Regions from separate parts of the Homo sapiens genome. Here region 1 is linked to region 2. A link is a contact called in ENCODE Hi-C data. All regions are on one chromosome and are shown on one strand. The core of a region is the stretch at or near the end of the contact, and the rest is flanking DNA. Distances in the headings are between cores, read along the strand shown.

Region 1 (2,700 bases), core at 134-2,633, 480 kb before region 2:
GGGAGAGGTACAAACCAGTAAGTATTAGACTTTGAAAGTTCTTTGTGAGTTCATGGGCTCAGAAAATGTTACCCGGGAGAGATGAAATAACTTGACCTTTGAAGTATGTATTGTATATATTTGACTCAGTGGAGAGCTCGAAAGAACGTTCTAAACAGAGAAAACAAAGTGAGCATTTGTGCAGTGACAAAGATGTTTATGGGCATTTGAGAAAGCATCAGTAGATAAGTTTGGATCAAAGAGGTGGTATTGTGTACCAAAAAAACAGGGATGAAAATTGGAAAATGCAAAGTAAACAAAGCCTTGAGCCCCAGTTTAAGGACTCCAAATGCTATCCTTTATGAAATGGGGGAAGGACCTCATTCCACTTTATTTTAGAAAGAAAGTGGTATTATTTATTCATCAAATATTTATTGAGCACTTACTATATATCAGGTACCTTTGTAGGTGCTGTGAATACAGCAATGAACAAAACTGAAAAAAAAAATGTCCTCATGGCATTTATATTCTGCTAGTTAAAAGCAGACATGAATTTCTTCTAGTTGCATTTTTATGGGGTTAGTCTACATACACTAAGTGCTTATATCAGTGCTTACAAACACAATTCTTCTGTGACAAAATTCAAAGCAAAAGAAAGCAGTTGTTACACTTCAGAAGCCTACAATTTAATATAGTTTTAGTATTAATGAAGGAAAGAAAGCACAGTCAAGTACCATATTTGTTTAAAAAGCAGGGGGGAAAAATGCCACCTGATCTACTATCACACTAAGACGATGTAGTTGGGAAGTCTGTGCAGACTCAAAAGACCTCCGTAAAACAAGGTTCCACCACATTGGACCTGAGGATTGTGTTAGATAAGTGGTTGTCAACCAGGGTAATTTTGCCACTCCAGAGGACCTTTGGCAGTGCCTGGAGACATTTTGGGTTGTCACAATGAGGGTAGGAGGGTGCTACTGGCATCTAGTGTATAGAGGCCTGGGATGCTGCTAAACATTGTACAACACAGCCCAGAACAGCCCTCACAACAAAGAATTATTTGGTTCAAAATGTCAATAGTGCCAAGGCCAAGAAGACTTGTTTTAGATCAAGGCTTAGGTGTAATTACAGTAGGTATCTCTTACTTTACAAAATCAAATCTGGATTTCTGTCAAGATGGCAACAATAGTTTATGTTTGGAATAATTTTCTGTTTGATTTTGTATGTCAATAAAACTCATGTTAAACCAGTGGCAGATTATGTCTAAATAAACTTATCTTTTTGGAATAATCACTGAATTACTATTGAAAAATCCAAATTTTGCCTTGGCAAACTGGAGGGTAATTGTGAAATCACACGATGACTTCCTGCCTCAGAAGCTGGTAGGATTCACCTTTGCATGTTCTTTGAAGAAAGGAAGTGAGATGAAGTATGTCACGGAAACCAACTTCAAAGGCTGTGGTTTCATTCCGAATTCTAAGATGTAATGAGCTTTATAATCCAGTCATCATTACGAAGCTGCATGTCTGGCTGCAAGCATCCAATTCTTATTTTTTCCTCGATGAAAGGATATTTTTTAAACAAATGTTGAAGGTCATGAAAGCAATATTCTTTAATGAGGGGAGGAGAACTTAATAACTCATAACAAACTGTAAGAGTTATCCAGGGAAGCCCAGCTCAATTCAACCTGAACCAATTCGTGTTTGCTGAGTCCCAGCTGCATTCTCAGCGCAGTTCAAGGAAGACAGGCTGACAAGCTAAGTGGCAAGATGAGACAAGTCCATGTGGAACAATCAGAGACAACTGATGAATCCAGGGTGGGGCTGTACAGACACAATTCAGGAGTTTCCGTCGCCTTGAGGAGAGAGCCCTGTGCCTTTCAATTCACTGGCTATGATTTGGCTAAGAGTTACGTAGCCTAAGAGATGCCAACCCGGTGTGGCAATCATCCAAGACACTTATTCATGAAACTCATAAGTATGGAGCGCCTACAATGTGTCAGGGACTTTTGAGGTACAGGATACAGTGATGAACAAGACAGACAGGGCTCCTGTTGCTTACAGAGCTTACGATCCTGTGTGACCCACTTGCCTTGCCTCCTGTTTTACTGCCCATCAGTCCCTTTGGCTCTGCCTCCTATTGTTATGTCTGCACATGACCCTTAGACCTGATGATGTTGATTTTAATATTAAGCCCTTTCTAAGGACTTAGCTGGTCCTCACTATCTGGGTCTTTCTATTCCTGGATACTTAGAGTAAAACACTAGGTCCAGTCTGCCTCTAACCCTCAGCCAGCACCCCAGGTAGACATAACTGATCTTCGGCAAGTGGATGATCAGACATTGAGGGGCACAGGGTAAAGGAAGCAACTGACCAGGGGATGCAACAAAACTACTGATTTATGAGTAAGCATGTCAGAAATGGTGGGGGATCAACCCAGAAGACATGTCATTAGATGAGATTAGAAGAAAGTAAATCAGAAATTCGGCAGTTGATAGGGGCATTGGATTCTAGTGTTAACAGGGGAACGCCAGAGAGAGTCTGCAAGACAGTGAGAAGGCTCCAGTGATTTGTTTGTGATAGCAACTTCTGACCCCTTTGCTAGTCATGCCATGCCTGTATTCAGGTGCCTCAATTGCTGTCCAATAGTTTCTGCCTTTATCAACATGTATCTGCTGCTGAAAAGTAAGAAAAGTCAGTGAGTGCTGGGGGAAAGGAAGGGGGA
Region 2 (2,700 bases), core at 76-2,575:
AACCTGTTCAAAAATCCCAGCTGAGAATGCAGCCTGATTCTTGCAAGATCCACCTGTTGGAGCAGAAGTCAGTGCAGGTCAGCAGATGAGTCACTGCAGACTCCCCTTAGCAGGCAGATGGATCCAAAGTTCAGGGGATCTGGTAGCAGGCATCAGACTGCTGGAGACAGGATATCTAGGCTGTGTCTCAACATCAGGTACTGAAGATGCCAGACTTTTGGACTCAAGTCAACATATTTGGAGTGGAGCTGATTTATATGCTTCTTGTTAATGGTCTGGTCTTAATGTGTGTGTGTGTGTGTGTGTGTGTGTGTGTGTTGCGTGGAGGGTGAGAAGTAAGGAGCAAGACTATTCGGAACAGAAGCTTGAGAGTTGAGGCCCTTGGCCCAACCCATGCTGTGCTTAACAAACATAATTCCATGCTAACTAAACCGGAAGTTCTGAACTACAGATAGGGTGTCAAGGAGATTGTGTGTGCGCGTGCATTGTGTGTGTGTGTGTGTGTGTGTGTGTGTAAGGCCCCTCCTCTCAAAGATAAATAATAATGGTCATTTATGAGTGCTTGCTGTGTCAATCACTGTTCTGAGTGCTTTGCTTACAACAACCCTTGTAATCCTGGTAACAACTACATTTAGGAGGGTACAAATATTACACCAACTTTCCAGATGAGGACGTTGGCACAGAGAGATGAAGACCGAGGTCTCACAGTGAGGAACCCTCTGGGTGGAGAATAACCCAGGTACACTGGTTTTAGAGTCCGCTGTCCCCAGCACCACACAATACTGTCTCTGTGCCTGACTCTGGACTTGCGAGGAAGTGTGTTGGTGTATATTATTCACCTTCATGCACTCAGAACCTAGCACCATGCTGGCACGAGGCATGGTTATTTGTTGATTGAATGAATGCACTTTTGCTAGGCCGCGAGGACTGTGGCAAACCCCAACAACCAACAGTTCGTAGGGTTAGATCGCAAACTTTTCTCCGTTGGACGGTGCTGCCGGGCCCACCCTTTCCTTACCACAGCCCGGCACCCAGGCAGCCCCTAAACGGAGATGGTCTGCATCTGCAGGCGCGGGGAAAGGCATAGCAGGCAGCGCCCTGAACAAATCAGAAAAACAGCCTTCGGCTCTGGAGCCCACTCCGGCACGGCCTCAGGTGCTCTACCCCGCGGGATCCAGGGAGTGGCCGCCACTCACAGTTGCCCCTCCTGTCCGCTCCGGTCCGCTCCCGCCGCCCGAGGTCCGCGACGCCCCGCCCAGTGGGTGGAGTGTGAGGCGGGGAGGTCGCTCGACTCGCCGGCGCTGTGGCCTCCCGCGGAGCCGCTCAGACTTTCCCTGCCGGCACATGGACCTGGCCCAACCCTCACAGCCAGTAGACGAGCTGGAGCTCTCGGTGCTCGAGCGGCAGCCAGAAGAGAACACGCCTCTCAATGGTGCCGACAAGGTCTTCCCTTCTTTGGACGAGGAGGTCCCCCCGGCCGAGGTAAGGTCCCCTTGGCGCTGGCCCTAACTTGCCGGCGGCGGGACAGTAGTAGGACCCGGGCCTGGCACCCGCGAGTTTCGGGTTTCCAGTCAGGCGGGGCGTCGACGGCGCCGAGCGAGGGTGGGGCGCGCTCGAGTGCTCTGAATGGAGCCGAGTCACCGCGACACCTTTCGGCCCGAGCAGTCCCCTCCCCAGCCCCTGGGGTCCTCCAACCCCTCTGACCCCCGAGGCGCTTTAGGAATCCTAGTGGTGAGGTGTGGCCGCTGCTGTCTTCAGAGAGGTATTCCGGAGATGGAAGTAGTTTTTTAAAGTTATGTAACTTTTAATTCAGTTTTTCTTTTTTCCAGTAGGGAGAATGAGAATGACAAATTGAGTATCCTCCTTCTCTCAGAATCTCTTCTGTCCTCCTCTTACCTTCACTGCCTTGCCACTTCTCTCCCTCCCCTCCACCCACCTCGCCGCAGCCCCCAGCCTTCTTCCATGCCTACCATCCGCCAAGCACTTTCTGCCTTCTCCCAGCCTGGCCATTGGATTCTGCCGGAAGAGAGATAGGGGAGAGCACAGAGGAGAGAAAGCGGTCAGAAGGGGAGAAGGGGTAGGGCTGGCGTAGAGATGGGGCGGGCGGGTTAGGGGGTCGGCGCGGGGGAGGTGAACTTGCCCTGCTCAATTGAAAGAAAATAATTTCAAAGTTCTTGTCTCGAAGGTTGAGACTTCGCCCACCTTGCTTTTACCTCCTCTCAATCCCTAAGGAAGTCCCTGGCTATTTTTAGGCCAAGCTCTTTTCTGATTCATCCCTAGCAATGATGGGAACATTATTCACTCTCATCAAAGACTTGTAAAACATCAGAGCTTTGACTTCCCAGCCATCCACCTTCTGATTAACTCCTAAGATTGGCTTGAGGTTTTCTGGGTGCACAGAACTCCCCATATAGAGCCCCGACCTGATCTTTCTAGGCCCCACTCCTCCACCCCCAACTTTTTGGCTGCCCAGCTGTTGATTTTAGGGATAAGCAGGAAATTCAAAAGTTGAAAGCATTGCTTTTGTTCTACATTGATTCCTGGAACTATTGCAAAGTCTGCTTTTATAGGTACTCTGGAGAGTAATTTGGAAACTTATTTCTGAATAAAATATGAATGCCACAGAAGAATGAAGGTTGAACAAAGATAGTCTGGTCACCAGTGCAAGTGGCCACAACTGTGAACTGGCTGTATGAGTCC

The links. Hi-C counts contacts between places; a loop is a spot of excess contacts on that map. Pooled maps may share reads with other maps.
Region 1: a loop to region 2 is called in a pooled map, with 2.4 times the contacts of the local background. The contact joins the enhancer-like site here to the promoter of C3orf52 in region 2. A Hi-C loop is called at or near these places in 1 of 168 maps with a recorded cell type or tissue (naive thymus-derived CD4-positive, alpha-beta T cell) and 7 of 50 pooled maps.

What each region holds. Positions count from the first base shown.
Region 1 is chr3:111,608,973-111,611,672 of GRCh38, forward strand. All of the region lies in intron 8 of CD96 (CD96 molecule), which reads left to right. Among named protein-coding and RNA genes, the nearest start is that of ZBED2, 15 kb to the left of the region's middle. RefSeq lists an enhancer at 866-2,065 and a silencer at 1,458-1,507. Within about 2 kb of position 1,384, at least 5 of the 41 ENCODE cell types and tissues checked have a DNase peak (open chromatin) inside an H3K27ac peak, as active enhancers do.
Region 2 is chr3:112,085,064-112,087,763 of GRCh38, forward strand. C3orf52 (chromosome 3 open reading frame 52) reads left to right here and starts at 1,326. Exons shown (of 6, transcript NM_024616.3): 1 at 1,326-1,482. The coding sequence starts at 1,345. RefSeq lists an enhancer at 988-1,504 and silencers at 1,021-1,070, 1,121-1,170, 1,191-1,240.